Regions from separate parts of the Homo sapiens genome. Here region 2 is linked to region 1. Evidence: chromatin loops called from intact Hi-C (ENCODE). Cell type or tissue: mammary epithelial cell. All regions are shown on one strand. Links, peaks and the distances in the headings refer to the core of each region. The heading gives the core; the rest is flanking DNA.

What was found. Hi-C counts contacts between places; a loop is a spot of excess contacts. Peaks named below come from ENCODE experiments on the same cell type or tissue, not always from the same donor. Only the 100,000 strongest peaks of a DNase experiment are listed, where the experiment ranks them.
Region 2: a loop joins it to region 1, with 12 times the contacts of the local background. A loop is called at or near these places in 12 of 110 quality-filtered maps.

Annotation. Positions count from the first base shown.
Region 1 is chr1:47,992,865-48,003,659 of GRCh38, reverse strand. TRABD2B (TraB domain containing 2B) reads left to right here and starts at 6,275. Exons shown (of 7, transcript NM_001194986.2): 1 at 6,275-6,972; 2 at 9,063-9,626. The coding sequence starts at 6,871. RefSeq lists an enhancer at 5,734-5,783. In mammary epithelial cell, for the core only: a CTCF peak has its summit at 5,870 (motif pointing left); a DNase peak (open chromatin) is centred at 5,919; H3K4me3 peaks cover 2,022 bases.
Region 2 is chr1:48,234,407-48,239,406 of GRCh38, reverse strand. SLC5A9 (solute carrier family 5 member 9) reads right to left here. Exons shown (of 14, transcript NM_001011547.3): 10 at 3,528-3,678; 11 at 1,560-1,728; 12 at 1-85. Among named protein-coding and RNA genes, the nearest start is that of SLC5A9, 14 kb to the right of the region's middle. In mammary epithelial cell, for the core only: a CTCF peak has its summit at 2,363; no DNase peak of the experiment used is centred there.

The DNA.
Region 1 (10,795 bases), core at 3,014-8,013:
CTCCTTTTCCTCCTTCATGGCCAAACTGCACCCCAGCCCAGTCCCGACTTCAGCCTGCTATCTCAATATTCACCCCTTCTACTCTAACCAGAACCTTCTTTTCCCTACCCCATGTTGGCCCTTTCACTTTCCTCATTCCCATTATCTGGAATGCAAGCAAGGCCCTTTACATCGATTTAAATCCTACTTTTCCTTTATAGCCTAATTCAAATCCTGCCTCCGCCAGGATCATTTAGTAGTTCTATACGAAGGTGAGAGTCTTCAGCTCACTGACTTTGCCTGGACTTTTACAATACTGCACCACTCCCCTGGCCCTTCCATGCATGCGAGTGGGTGGGTGGTGATTTCTAACTCTTTTTCTCTTTAAAAATATTTAATTGACAAATAAAGATTGTAAAGTCTGGCCAGGCGCTGTGGCTCATGCCTGTAATCTCAGTACTTTGGGAGGCCAAAGCAGGCAGATCACCTGAGGTCATGAGTTCGAGACCAGCCTGGCCAACATGGTGAACCCCATCTCTACTAAAAATACAAAAACTTAGCTGGGCGTGGTGGCAGGCACCTGTAATCCCAGCTACTCAGGAGGCTGAGGCAGGAGAATTGCTTGAACCTGGGAGGCGTAGGTTGCAGTGAGCCGAGATTGCGCCACTGCACTCCAGCCTGAGCAACAAGAGGGAAACTCCATCTCAAAAAAAAAAGAAGATTGTATATATTCAAGGTATACAAAGTGATAATTTAATATATGTATATATTATGTAATGATTATTAAAATCAAAGTAAAAAACACATCCGTCACCACACTTGCTGTATATTAGATTCCCAGAACTTATTCATCATATAACTGAAAATTTATACTTTTGACCAGTCCGTCTATACTGTCGGTAAGAATGTAAATTGGTAAAGCCATTATGAAAAACAGAATGAATGCTCTTCAAAAAATTAGAAATAGGACTACCATTTGATCCAGCAATCCCACTTCTGGGTATATATCTATAGGAAATGAAAACAGCATGATCCAGAGATATCTATACCTACCATATTCATCGCAGCACTATTCACATAAATGCATCTTAACTTACCACCTACCCATGTTTTGTCTTGTTCAGAAATGGCAAGTATCCAGAGGGCAGGACTATATTCCTTCCTGCCTAAGACACCACAATTCATATGGGGACCCAGTAAATATTTGTGAGTTAACACAGCCAATGCCTCTCATTGCTATTATATCCCTGAGGCTGCACACAGCCCGTCTGGTACCTGGCAGGTCAGCCACCCTCAACCAGCACCCACAATTTATGCAGAGCAAGCTCAGGGGATTATCTCCTCTGAATGGCAGGATGAAGGGATTTCCAAGATAATGCATAGTCCTTCCTGGTACAGTCTGATTTCTGAGTCTCCCCAGTAGTTCTCCTCCATTCTGCCTCTCCTCTCCGCCTTCATTGTTGACAATCCCTGTATGTGCCAAGCAATTGCAGTCCCATGTCTTAGCACATTCAGTTCCCACTGCCTGACCTTCCCTTCTTCCTATTCCCTGTCCAACTCCTGCTCATCTTTAAAAATCAACTGAAACATGACCTTCTCAGCAAAGACCTTTGCTGATCTCCTTTCTCCTAAGGCTGACTTCGTTGCTCCTTTTGTCCCCTCTATTTGTTTCCCAAAGCCCCCTGTTTGTTTGCATCTCTGTCTTCCTCACTGGATTGCAAGCTCCCTAGGAACAAAACCCTGGACTGATTCCTATGTACTCTCTACTCCCCCACTGGGCAGGCCCACGTAGGGGTTTTGTTTTTAATGAATGCCATATTATATGGCAATTTTAATCCTTTGTTGCACTTTTGTGACTATGTGTCTATTTTCCCATTGCCAGGAGAAAATGCCCTTTTCTGAATTAGTTTCTGCACTTTTTCTGGTTCTTTTTTTTTTAATTTTTTTTTTTTTGAGACAGAGTCTCTCTCTGTCACCCAGGTTGGAGTACAGTGGCGTGATTTCGGCTCACTGCAACCTACGCCTCCCGGGTTCAAGAGGTTCTCCTGCTCAGCCTCCTGAGTAGCTGGGATTGCAGGTGCCTGCCAGTACGCCCAGCTAATTATTTGTATTTTTAGTAGAGACGGGTTTTCACCATATTGGCCAGGCTGGTCTCAAACTCCTGACCTCACGTTTCGTCTGCCTTGGCCCCCCAAAGTGCTGGGATTACAGGTGTGAGCCACTGTGCCCAGCCCTTTTTCTGGCTCTTTCCACCACTCTAGACTGTCTTAACTGCCAACCTCTTGGTCCTAAAGTCAGCTGTCCTTCCCTCCCATGCCCCATGTCCTTCCCTCCCACACCCCATGACCTTCCATCATCAAGGATTAACTGCCAACCCAGGTGAGGGAGTTGGGGGAGAGGGTGTGGAGGAGATAGAGCCTGAGGGTGGGTAGGAAGGAGCAGGACTGGGATAGGAGTCAGAGCTGGAAGTCAGGCCAGGCCAGGCCCATTTGAAAATGCCAGTGTGGCCAATGGCCAGGGCAATGGCCTTGCAGGAGGGCAGCCCTCAGGCCCACAGCAAAGCTCCTCCTTTCAGTGGACTGGAGCAGGGGAGCCCCTCCTCTGCCTCCCTGAGAGATGCCCTTTAGCAGCACTGGGCTGGCTCCTGGATCTGCTCAGGAGGCAGACTTTGTTGGTTTAGTTCCGCTACAAGGCTTTCTGCTCCTGCCCTAACTGTTACAGCCTTCAATTCCTGGTACCAATTTGATTGAACAACTTAATTAAAATGCAATAAAAGGAAAGTGAGCCAAATGTGCCCAGGGGAGAGGAGGCAAGCTACGAGTCCCCTGACTCTCCCTTGAGCCCTGTGCTCTTCTCCATCCTGCCTAAAGGCTCTAAGCAGGCTGTGGCCAAGGGGCTCAGAATTCCAGTGTTATGTATAGAGGCTCCTAAAGGTGACCTGCTCCACAAACTTCTTCATACTGATGACATGGAACCTCAGTTCCTACTCAGGTCCAGAGAGAACAAGTGAATTACCCAAAGCTACCTCGTGAGATGTTAGCAGAGGAAGGATACGTCTCCAGGACTTAGGATTATCATCATCCAGGGTTTCTCACACTACACGATGTGGGAGGAAAAAAATGGTTTGAAAACACTGAGACCCTTGCTCTTGAGTCTTGAGGAACACTCTCTCCTGAGGCCCCAAACTTATTTATTTATTTGGTAACAGCTTTATGGAGATATAATTCACATACCCTACAATCCACCCATTTAAAATGTAATTCAATGGTTTTTAATATATTCACAGAGTTGTGCAACCATCACCATTCTAGAATATTTTCATTACTCCAAAAGGAAACCCAGCACTCTTCAGCTATGGCCCCACGATTGCCCCCATTCTTCCTAGCCCTAGGCAACCACCACTCTACTTTCTGCCTTGCTATATATTTGCCTATTCTGAACATTTCATATAAATGGAATAATATAATATACGTCCTCTTGCAACTGGCTTCATTTGGCATAATGTTTTCAAGACTGATTTATCCTATCCTGGAAATAGCATGTATCAGTGCTTCATTTTGTTTTATGGCCAAATAATATTCCATCATATGACTATAACATGTTTTTTAAATGTATATATTTAGCATATGATATGATATTTTTATATATCACATTTTGTTAATTTATTCATAAGTTGATGAACACTTGGGTTGTTTCCACCTTTTGGCTATAATAAATAATGCTGCTATCAGGCTTTACGTAGAAGTTTTTGTGTCGATGAATGTCCTCAGTTCTCTTGGGTATATATCTAGGAACAGAAAAATCTATTTGTTCTTGCTTCTCTTTAAGAATATCAGTAACAATACTGGTAAAGATCTTAAGACATTATTGCACACATTGACGCACAGAAAGTGAGGGGGACAGGAAACTGGCTGGGGAAAGAGAGGCACAGAAAAGCTAACTGTCCTGCCTTGGTCACAGTCACCACGTGTACCATGGAGGAGGAAGTCATAGCTGACACTCATGAAAATTAGCCAACAAAACTTTTATAATTTTAGGAAAAAAGATACCAGGGAAACTTTGTTTACAATACAGCAGGGGAAGGTTTTTTAAATCCACACACATATTTACACACATCATTGTTTTAAATTGATCAGGCTCTTTCTTATCCACTATCTGACTTGTGTCTTCTAATTCTCCAATGAGAACCATGACCCTCCCTCCAGTGGAATTCAGTTCTCACTTCCCCTCATCCTTACCAGCAGAGTGGTGACCTTGTAGGGAGTTTTGGAGCTCCGGAAAGTGGAGACTCTTTAAAGGACATCTCTTGTCAGAGCTGCAGGTCTCAGAGCTCTGTGTGTGGGAAGCATGGCGCTGTCCTGTGCTCTCATACATACCGTCTGGGCACTCTGGCCTGCTTGGTGTCTGTCACCAAGTGTGTGTGTAGCTAAGAGGCTGAGGTTGCTCCAGACACCCAGTAAGTTGAACCATATGAAATTGCCAACATGCATTCACTTGTAACTTACAAAAGTGGCAACTTCATGTGCACATGAGGGTAAACCTGCCAGTCTCTGGTGTCCCCTTCTTTCCTTCCCGTGTTCCTCCCAACCACCCAGATCCTGTGCTCTGGAAAACCTTTCTGGCCCTCCAGCCCTGCTTGGTCTTTCTCACTCAGCCTTCTAGTATGGTCATTTTCTAGCTGCTCAATCTGGTACCTGCAGGCATGAGTGGGAGAAGTGGGGAGAACACTGGGCTGGGAGTCAGGAGACCGAGGCTTGGGCTCTGGCTCCCTCCTCACTGACTATCTGCCCACTGGTCTCCCTGCCTCCAACTTGCCCCCTCCAATTCATGCCCCCGATGAGCACAGATCTACTCTAGCCACCTTAAACTTCAAATCTTGCAGTGACTTCCTATGACCTGATACCTAGAACGGACAGACTCCCCAGCTTGGCCAGAAGACACAACTTCAGCTCCTGCCACTTGCTTTTTGCCGCAGCCATGGGTAACTGCTTGCAGTCCCCTGCAGGTGTGCTCTCACACTGCTGCGCCTTGGCACCTGCTCTTCCTCCGCTTGGAAGGCATGTGCACCTCCTTCTCTAAGCTACCTCTGACTTATTTTTCAAGACCATCTCCCAGGCGTCTTCCCTGGGCCTCTGAGCTGTGTTAGGAGCTCTTCCTCTCTGCTCCCATTTCCTTGTGCTTCTGTCTCTCCTGGCCCTCATCATCTGTATTTTAATGGCGTCTTTGCATATCTGTCTCTGTCTGTCTCCTTCTCTAGGCTGTGGGCTCCTGACAGTATGACCTAATTCATCTGTCAATCTTTGTTGTCAGGATAGGAAGAGACGACAAACTCTCCTTTAACAGAACCAAGCAGGGGTGCCTGTGCCTCCCTTTCTTCATTTGCTGGAAACGGCTCAGAAGCTTAGATCTTGTGCTCTGGCCTTCTCTAAGTCTCATTTGCCTCTTGAGGAAGGGTAGGTTGGTTTAAGGGGTCTTTCAAGTCTTGTGGTCTAAGAAACTGGGATATCAATTCTCACTCTTCCAGAGACAGACACAGGGATCCTGCGTGGGTCCAAGGACATAGATAAGAGGGGATTACTTAAATGGAAGATTCCAAGGAATTTTGAGGATTTCTTTTCTTTTCTTTTACATTTGGTGTTTGCAGAGCATCTACCAAGCGCATCCCAGAGCTACGCGTGACATAAGGTTGCACACAGCAGCTTTCTGAATTTTGTGTGATTGCTGCCTCCCCAGTCCAACTCCTGTCCCTCTCGCTGTTCGCTCCTGCCAGGATCTGCGGGACGGATGCGTTGGGCGAGGCTGGTCCCCAAATCTGTCGCTGCCACCAGTCCGCGTCCGCCGCCGAGCCGGCGGAGGTTGGCCGAGCGGGTCCTTAGCCCGGGCGCCCTCTGGCGGCCGCACGGGGAAGCTGCGGCCCGGTCGCGCCTGGCGAAGGGAAGGAGGAGGGATGGGGGAGGAGGAGGCGCGGGCAGGGGAGGGGAGGAAAAAGTTGCGCTGGGAAGTTTGGAAAGTTGGGAAGTGGCTGCTGCGGGCTTCGCCTCCCTCCGCGCGTGTGAGGGAGCGAACGAGGGAGCGAGAGAGGAGCGAGCGAGCGCCTGCCATGCCCATCAGACCCCGCCTCGCCGCGCCCGGGCGCGGAGCTAGCCCTGACTCCCTGCCGCCCGGCCCGTCCCGGCCCGGCCCGGCGCGGCCCCGGCCCCTCGCCCCCCCGCCCCCCGCGCCAGGTCCTCCCCTCCCCCGCCCCAGCGGCCCCAGCCCCCAGCCCGGCCCGGCTCCGCGCCGCTCTCCCGCCCTCCTCTCTCCCTCCCTCCCGGCCGCGGAGCAGCATGGCGGAGCCCGGGCAGCGGCCGCGCGGCCGCCCGCCGCCCCTCTGAGCCGGGCTCGGGGGCAGCCGGTCGCCCCAGAGCCGCCCCCCACCCCTGCCGCGCCTTCCGCCGCACTTGTCCCACTGCGCGCCTCCTGGAGCGCCGCGCACCCCTGGGACCCTTGCGTGCCCCGGGTGCCCAGCATAACCCCGGGACCCTTGCGCACCCCGGGTTCTCGGTTCTGCCCCAGGAACCCCGCGCGCCCCTGGACCGCGACGCAGCTCCGGGACCCCGCGCGCCCCCGGACCCCAACACGCCCTCAGCACCCGGGGGCTCGGCCAGCGAGGTTGAGCGCCCGGGGGAGGGGCCCAGCCCTAGAGGGTCTCCCTCTTCCAACAGACGGAGCCCGGCCCCAGAGAAACCCCCAGGTCCGACAGGGACAGTCAGCCACGCCCCAGAGGGCGCCCAGCATCCTGCGGCTGGAGCCCCGTGCTCCAGAGGAAACTCCGTGCCCAACTGGGGGCTCCCCGCCCCGCTGAGGGGCGCCGCCCAGGAGGGTCCCCCGCGCCCCGCGGGCCCTGGCAGGATGCACGCCGCCCTGGCGGGGCCGCTGCTCGCCGCCCTCCTCGCCACCGCTCGCGCCCGCCCGCAGCCCCCGGACGGAGGACAGTGCCGGCCGCCCGGATCGGTGAGCGAGCGCCTGCCCGGCCACTCTCCCGCCTGCCTGGGTATTCTAGTCCCGTGGGACCATGGTTTGGGTCCTGCTTCCGCACCCACCTTAGCCCGCCCGCTCCACCTCCACCCCCCGGGCGCAGCCTCGGGCGCCCTTCCTTCGCTCCTGCCTGTCCCGGCTCCAGCTCCCAGCCAGGAGCGAGAAGGGGCGCTCCCTCTCCGGTTCCTTCTCCACACGCTGCCGCTCTGGGGCTCTCCTCTTGACTTGTGGTCCTGCTTGGACGCCTCCTCTCTCTCTGCCCCTTTTTGTCTCTCCTTTCTCATATTTTTTCTGTCTTTACCCTTCTGGTCTCTCTGCCCGCTTCTGACTGTGTTTTTCTACCGTTCCTTGCCCTTCTCTTGACTTCCATCGAACCCTTTTGCTCTCCCATTCACACACTCTGCCCCCTCCCAGGCTTCCCTCTCTCTCCCTGCCCTCCCACTCTGACCTAAGACAAACTTTCTCCCTGTTCCTCGTTCTCACCTCCATCTCTGCGGCCCAGGCTCCCACCACCTACTCTCCCAAGCGTCCATATTTCGTGAAAAGAGGGAAGATTTCAGAGGAGAGGAAAAGGCAATGCCAGGACATACTGGCCTAATATTTCTTGGGGTCGAGTAATTACTGGTTCTCCTAATATTCCTTCCAAAACAAAGAACCTCTTTATTTCCTTCAGTATCTTTCCCTCTAAGTGTAAATTAATGCATTGACAGTAACCCTGAATTGGAGGCCAGGAGACCATAGGGTCTGGCTGCTGTAGGTGTGCTGCCTGTTAGCCCGGAATTCGCTGACCTTGGGCAAGGTGCACCTCCAGCAGCCTGCCTTGTGCACAAACAGGGAGCTCGTTGGCTGACTGGGCTCTCAGTCTATCGCCAACATGCTGGGATTAACAGTTTGGGGTTGTTAGTAAAGTAAGGTACTGTTCTCCCACAACCCACCCATCCCAACACATACTTTTCATTTGTGCCAGAATCAGGCAGAAAAGTGTTATGAGTTGGTCTAAAGCTTGCAAGTGGTCAGTGGGCACTCCAGGGATTTTTCTGGTTGGAAAATGGCTTTGCCCTTTATGCCTAGCCCTGACTTGGATCTGTAGAAAGGACCCCTGTCTGCATGCCTCTCTTCAGCTCCTACATACACACACACGCGCACACACACACACACACACGCACACACACTCCCCTAAGTCGGAGCTTAGGTCATAGAAAATGACAAACAACTGGGGTTGGAAATCAGGTATACATTTTTAGGGGAGGAGCCTGGAAAGTACCCAGAATATGTACATTTCTTGGGACTAATTGTAATGGAATCCTTTCCTCCCAAACCAGATTCTGAAACTTGACTTGGCCTTGCAAGATTTTAAAGCACTTTCTCATCTATGGTCTCAGCTGGTCGAGCAAAGTAGCTGACACCCCAGACCTGCCCTCCAAAAAGAAAAGTGTATTCACCGTGATGAATGTGAAGTAGCTGTTTAAATAGGTGTGCTATTTTTAATAGGTGTTCTGCTTTCAAAGTGCTCTTGGCTTATATCTTCTAATGGTTGGATTTAAAAGTTATATGACTTCCTCCCTTCTTGCCAGAGCAGGACTCTTGGTCCTCCTTTCCCCACCCTCCGCATGAAACACCACCGGTGAAGGTTTGACTTGGCCAAGCATGAATATTCTCAGGTGGTGTGGCAGTCCTTGGCACTCACAGGGAACGCTAATCATGAGAGTTTCCCTTCATTGCTGACTTCCTCTGTACCTGGCACTGCTCTGAGGGCTTAATATACATATATTGTATCTTTTAATCCTCCCAACAACCCGAGGTAGTTGCTTTCACCCCCATTTTACAGATGAGGAAACTGAGCCTGTGGAAGTGAAATGATTCACTCAAGATCATACATCTAAGACAGGGCAAAGCTAGGTTTTCAATGTGGGTCTTTCAGGCTCCAAAGACCTGGCTCTTTACCACGGCCTGTGTATGGTCTCTGCCTCCCATCCCCACCTCCCTCTGCAACGTGCCTCTGGGCTACCCTGACTCTACTCTGTTGCCTTCGGCCTCACTGCCTTGCCTCTTCTCTACTCCTGCAGCAGAGGGACTTGAACTCCTTCCTGTGGACGATTCGGCGTGATCCTCCGGCCTACCTGTTTGGCACTATTCACGTCCCCTACACCCGCGTCTGGGACTTCATCCCGGACAACTCCAAGGCAGCCTTCCAGGCTAGCACCCGTGTCTACTTTGAGCTGGACCTTACAGACCCCTACACCATCTCGGCCCTGGCCAGCTGCCAGCTGCTGCCGCACGGGGAAAACCTGCAGGACGTGCTGCCCCACGAGCTTTACTGGCGCTTGAAGCGCCACCTGGACTACGTGAAGTTGATGATGCCCTCCTGGATGACGCCCGCTCAGCGGGGCAAGGGGCTCTATGCTGACTACCTATTCAATGCCATCGCGGGCAACTGGGAGCGCAAGAGGCCCGTCTGGGTGATGCTCATGGTAAACTCGCTCACAGAGAGGGACGTGCGCTTCCGTGGTGTGCCCGTGCTCGACCTCTACCTGGCCCAGCAGGCTGAGAAGATGAAGAAGACCACAGGGGCTGTGGAGCAGGTGGAGGAGCAGTGCCATCCCCTCAACAACGGGCTCAACTTCTCCCAGGTAGGCATGCAGTGCCCCAGCCCGGAGCTGACAGCCCTGGGTACCTGGGTCCTCTTCTCTGATTGTCTTTCTTCTCCGAGGGGGAGGGGGAGGCAGCCAGAGTCAGGTCCTTTTTCTGGAAGGAGAGGTTCTGCTGGGCAGCGAGGCAGCACCTGGCTGCTCTGGTGGTATCAGTTGAGAGTGGCGTATACTGGAATTTGGGGTAAGAGTCTGCGTGTTTGCTTCTATTTCAGCAGTATTACATGTTGGGGATGTACACTCCTCACCTGCTGTGCTTGCCTGGGCAGAAAGAATTTCCCTCAGAGCATCAGAGTGATCAAAAACAAAAAGAGGGGGCTTCCGGTTTGTGTCAGGCCTTCCTGAGGCCCTGGAGGCTGTATTGAGGCTGGTGTGTGGACAGTGCCCAAGAAAGTAAGAGGAAGGCATGGCTCCCAGGGCTGAGCCAACAAGGAGTTGCCTGGGACCTGGCGACAGTAGAGTGCTGCTTGCCATTTGAGGTTAAGCACCATCAGTTTCCCGGCTCTGTGCAAAGCTCTAGGTGACCCTCGGACCGCCTCGCTAAGGCCAGGAGAAAGTCAGCCAGGAGAGTTTTAAGGTTAATAATTTCAGAGAAGCGTGTTCGCTTAAAGGTTGACAGTCCTGATTTCTGAACCTCAGAAGTAGGAGAGAAGGGAGGGGCTTAAGAGGTTTAAAGTCTCTGGCTGCCAGAGATCTGATAGAGCAAAATGTCATTAAAAGCCCCTTCTCCATGGGCAGAGGTCACTTGCTACTCACTGGCCCCAAACTCAACTCTGAGACCCTGGGAACAATGAGTTCACATCTGTGCCTTGAGAACGGGGCTGTCAATCCCAGGATGGGGACTCCTTCAAGGAGGCCCCAAGATGGGGCTTGGGTCAATTTCCTGAGTGAGGCATGGCTCAGAGACGTGCTGCCCATTAAGGAGACAGCCTCATAAATTGGCTGGACCAGAAACTACCATTGGAATCAGACCTGCTTGCTCCTCCGGAGATGTTGCAAGCTCTTCACCAGGGAAACAGCGGCAGAAACTGATCCCCTTTCCAAGATCTCTGGCCTTTGTTTTTCCAAGGGAAATGCAATATTGTCCCTGGGGAGGTAAGAAGCCAGATTGATTTGCCGGCCAAATGAAAGGCGGGTTTGTCGGTTCTCCT
Region 2 (5,000 bases), core at 1-5,000, 240 kb before region 1:
CACAGGCTGGCGCTGGGTATGAGAACTCCAGGATCATACGCAGAAGCCCCACTCCCAGGCCAAACACGAGGCCCCAGAAAGCTCCCTGTGAGAGAGGGCAGACAAGAGCTGAGGTGAGATCCAGGTGGGAGACCCTAGGAAGGTAAAACTACTCTCTCCCCAAATCTCTCTCCCACTGGTTTATTGCCATGTTGGGCAAATCCATCTACTAATGGGAAAATGAGTTCTCCATTAATACTGAGACTTCGTCTTGACTTAAAGGCACAGTGGAATAGGGGCTCTAGAGTCAGGTAGACTAAGATTTGAATCCTGGCTCCATTGTGAACTGACTGAACCAATGACTCGGCCGTGCTGACTCAGAGTTTTCTTATTGGGGGCAGTAATTTAAAAATTCATAAAATTAAATCAGTACTAAGTTAATTAACAGATGGTTAATATTCAACTAAAATGGAATAAACTTTTGTAATAATCAGGGAATACCAGGATCCCCTTCCCAAACTTCTGTCATGATAAATCAGAAATCAGAATAGAGACTTTCCTTTAGTTGCTGTTGTTTTTAAGAAAAGCTCTGGTACTTCTCATGTCTTTCTTCTTTATAGCTCCATTTGGCCCTAACCTGTACCTGTTCCCAGCATGTAAGAGTATGGGAGATACTGATCCTGATTTCAAAAACTTTGGAATGAGCAGAAACACCCAGAGTTCAGCCAGGTACTGCTGTGCGGCATGGTTGTCAGTGAGATGAGACCTGTGCAGACAGTAGACACTTGCTTAGGTGCACCATCAAGGGAGGGGGTTCCATGACCTCATTTTCAATGACCTTGAGCTCTCACATTATTTTTGTGGAGTGGTGTCCATGATATCCCTCAGCTTCTCAAGGTACAGCCAGCCTGTCTCTTCTAGGCTATCCTGGGGAGTAACCAAGGCTCCAGCCCTGGGGTACCGCTAGCTTCCTCCCAGATTCTGTCAGGTTTCAGTGGCACTGCATGAATAATGCAAGTGCAGGAGCCCTTGTAAGGTCACACTTTGTCATCATCATTGTCATTGCTGTTATTTTGCTTACACATAGAACCTTATATTGTTAGACATGGAACAGACCCTAGAGATCTTACAGTCTCTCTTGCACGTTCACACACACTGTTCCTTGTGTCTGGAACATTCTTCCCCCTCTCATTAATCCTTCAGGCCTCAGCTCAGATGTCACTTCATCCAGGAAGTCTTACCTGACTCCTCCCAGGAGCCCCATAGGTTAGGTGCTTGTGCCCTTTACTCTCCCACCAGCCAGCATACTTTGTAACTATTGTTTATTCAGTTATCTCTCTGCCAGCCAAGTGATGGCCCATCTATGTGAATCTCGTAAACTACTGCATCCCTGGAGCTGCCATTATAAGGCTGATAAATGTTTGTTGAGTGAATGAATGAATCTAGGCTGGATGCTGTGGTCAGGAAAATGGAAGCCTAGAGGGGAAGTGGATTTTCTCAAGGTCACAGAGACCAGGTGATTGACAGACCAGGTCTCCAGCCCCTCTGCTGTATGTGAGAGACAGGTACACTGCACTCACGGGCTCTGTGACCCTCTTGCAGAAGATGGCCAGCAGGAAGAGAGCGGTGATGGGTGGGGCCAGGTAACTGGTGACAGCCTGGATGTAGTCGAAGAGCTGCCCACTGTTGGAGCTTTGGATGATGGGGATCCAGAGGATGCTGATGACAACCAGGAACACCACAAACACTCTGCCAGAGAGAGCACAGGGCACTGAGGCACACTCGGGTGGGCATGGTGTGGTGTGGGGTGAAGGTGATGCACAGGAACCAGGAAGGGAGAAAGAAGGGGAATGTACAATCACTAGATCAGAGAAGGTTGGCAGCCAGAATCTCAAATACTAAGATTCAGAAACTTAGTCTTAAAATCCCAGAATATAGGAATTTTGGAACTGAAGAACCTTATAATTCTAATGCCTCCGTGGCACTTATATATTAGACGGCTTCAAGGTCATGTCACCCACCTGTTGCTGTTCAAGGAGGAATTCATACATTCCACCCCACCCCCCACCCCAGTCAAAGGCCTCTGGTCTCTGCTTAGAATGTCTTCTCTTTTCCATCCCTGCCCTGTGTAGGGCAGCTCTTTCCCAGGATGACTGCAGCTTCCAGGGACTGCTCCTTCCTCCACGCGCTGATCCTCTCTCCCTTACTGTGGCATTGATCTTGGGAAAGAATCCCACTTATTCACCTGACTCCTTCTCAACAAACTGTGGCTCAGACCTAAGTCCCCAAAGCATTCTGCATGTATGATTTTGCAGATGTGTGAAGTTGTTGATGAAAAACTTTTCTTGGATGTGTTGGGTGCAATAACACATATGACCAGTAGATAGAGCACAAACCTCACTGATTGAGGAAATGGTAGCAAAACCAGTTCATATGCACAGATAAGGAATGCTTCTTTTGACATGTCACTGCATACCTGTCTTCTCCTCTCCTTTTCCTCCCATTTTGCCTCTCTCAGACTCCACTAGAGCATCAGCCCCCCAAGTAGCTTCCCTGCTGCTCATCCCCCTCCTCTTTGCACAATCTGTCCTGCACTCAGATCCTGCAATGGCCAGTCCCCTTGCCTAGGGCTGGGGGTGCACAGATGAGCAAGCAGTAGGAATCCATTAGGCAGCCCTGGGCAGAAGGCATCCTAGTGGAAAGAACAGTGAGTGCAAAGGCAGGGAGATGTGAAAGAGCAAGCTTCCTAAATTCAAGTACCTATCCACAAAGTGGGAGAACTTTAGTCCAGAAATCCAAGTTAGGGAACCTTCGATTATGAAGCAAAGATCTAAAAAAGGGCCCCTTAACCTTATGTAAACTACAAATCTCCAGCCTATGGAAAACCAAAAATTTTAGCCACCAAGTTATGCTTTTAAAAGCATAAAACTGTTACCCACAAGATAAAGTTCGAATTCCTTAGCTTGGTGTCCAAGGCTCTGCATCATTTGGAGAGAGCCCTCCTATGAAAATCTCCATTGACGCAAATACCTTGCTGTGTTACCTGTGTTTCTACCTTCCTTAATAAACTGTGAGCACGCTGAGGGCAGGGCCATATGACCCATCCGTGGGTCCCCTGCATGTGGGATGTGATGCACAGTAGATGTTCAGAGTGAATCTGATGGATCAAATTAATAGCATTTTTTTTTAACCGGGCTTAACATCCGGAGTTGGTTGGGAATACCTTGGGTGAGCTGCTTGCTAACTTTCCATGCACTTACACAGTTTACCTTTCATTTCTTAAGTACTTTTTCATCTCTCGACAACCCTGTTGATCAATTTCAAGATAAAGTTACCAGGGAAGAGGTGTTTTTTCCTATTATTCTGAAAGGAGGAGTGGTCCAGGGTTGGCGAAGGACTTACTTGAAATCATGTGGAGAGCTGGAGCTTGAACCCGGTGCTCTGGCTGCCAGTCCAGGGTCCAACCCAGCCACCTCTGTTCAGGGTAACCCAGGGCAGGGCAGAGGGGAGAGGGCACTTCGGAAGGAGGGAAGGAGGGGCCGGCGCACCTGCCCACCACCATCAGCTCCTGCTCTGTTGACTTCCTGCGGAAGCGCTGCCACACATCAATGGTGAACAGGGTGCTGCTGCTGTTGAAGATGGAGGTGAGTGAGCTCATGAGAGCGGCCATGATCACGGCAATCATCAGCCCCCGCAGACCTGGGGAGAGACGAGGCTCATGTGAACGGCTGGCCCATTAAGGCCGGCTCTTCCAGGACTACAGAGGCTGCTGGAGCATTCTGTAGAGTCAGGAGCTGGGGGTGGGGATGAGAGAGGGAAGGGGTTGGATGAGGCTCCCATCCAGCACAGATAAGAAATCCTAGACCACAGAACTAGAGGCTGGGTTCTGCCCAGGCTCTGTCCCTGCCTTGCTATGTGGCCTTGGGTGACTCATTTGCCCCTCCACCCCCCACCCTAAGCCTCAGTTTCCTCATCTATCCTATTAAGTTATGTAAGACTAGGTAATCTCTAAGGTTCTCTGAAGCTTCGACATCTCAGTCTAGGTTTCACAGCTTGTAGACACTTGGTTAGTGGGTTGCTGCTGGGGAGAAGAGAAAGGTGATTATTAATAATTGGGTGGATCTGTTTAGTGTTTCCATACCTTCTTCATTGACATGGTGGTGTTGGGCTAAAGCCCTGGCTTGGGAGGTAGCAGCTTTGGGCTTATTTCCTGGCTCTGCAAGTAACCAGCTGTATGTATGATCCTTGGACTAGCTCCTTGCCATTTCTGGGCCTATTTTTCCACTTGAACAAGGGAGGATGGGACCCACTGGTATCTGAAGTTTCTCTGACAGTGACCAAGCTTCTAGAGATATGGCTGCTCACCCCTGGGGAGATGATCCCAGCCCTGGTGCCACCTCAGTCCTCTTTCCTTCCAAATCCATATATTTAACCACCTTCTGATGTCCCCCTCTCTCCCTTGAAGTGTCACAGGTGCCTCAGGCTCAAGTGCTCCAAACTCAGGTGCCCATCTCCCTCTGGGGCCTTCTGTTCCCCTCTTTAGTTATTGTCTTTCCAGCCTCACAGCAGACCTTAGGGCTACCTGAGACCCTTGCTCTGCTCCCCTCCCTGCTTACCTCCAACCTGCCCCTCAGGGCAGCTCTGTCCTAGCTGGGCCTCCCTCCATGGCCACTACTTCCCGGATTCACTCCTCCTTCTACCACAGGGAGGGAATAACTCTACTCTGCTGCCCTCCATAATCCCACCTCTCTTCATATGTCCCTAATCTCAATATTATTATAAGCCCACCACCTAAAGGCCAAGATCTGGGAGGCTTCTTGGATTTCTCTGTCTATATTATCCCTCAAATCAAGTCCTGTCAATTCAACCTCACAAACATCTTTAAATCCCTTCTCTCCATCTCTGATGCCACTGACTTGGTCCACCTACCTGGACCACTGCAAACTCCCCATGGACAATCTCCCTGCCTACCCACAAGCCTGCCTCGTACAGAGTTGTCCACACAGACTGGTCTTGCTAAA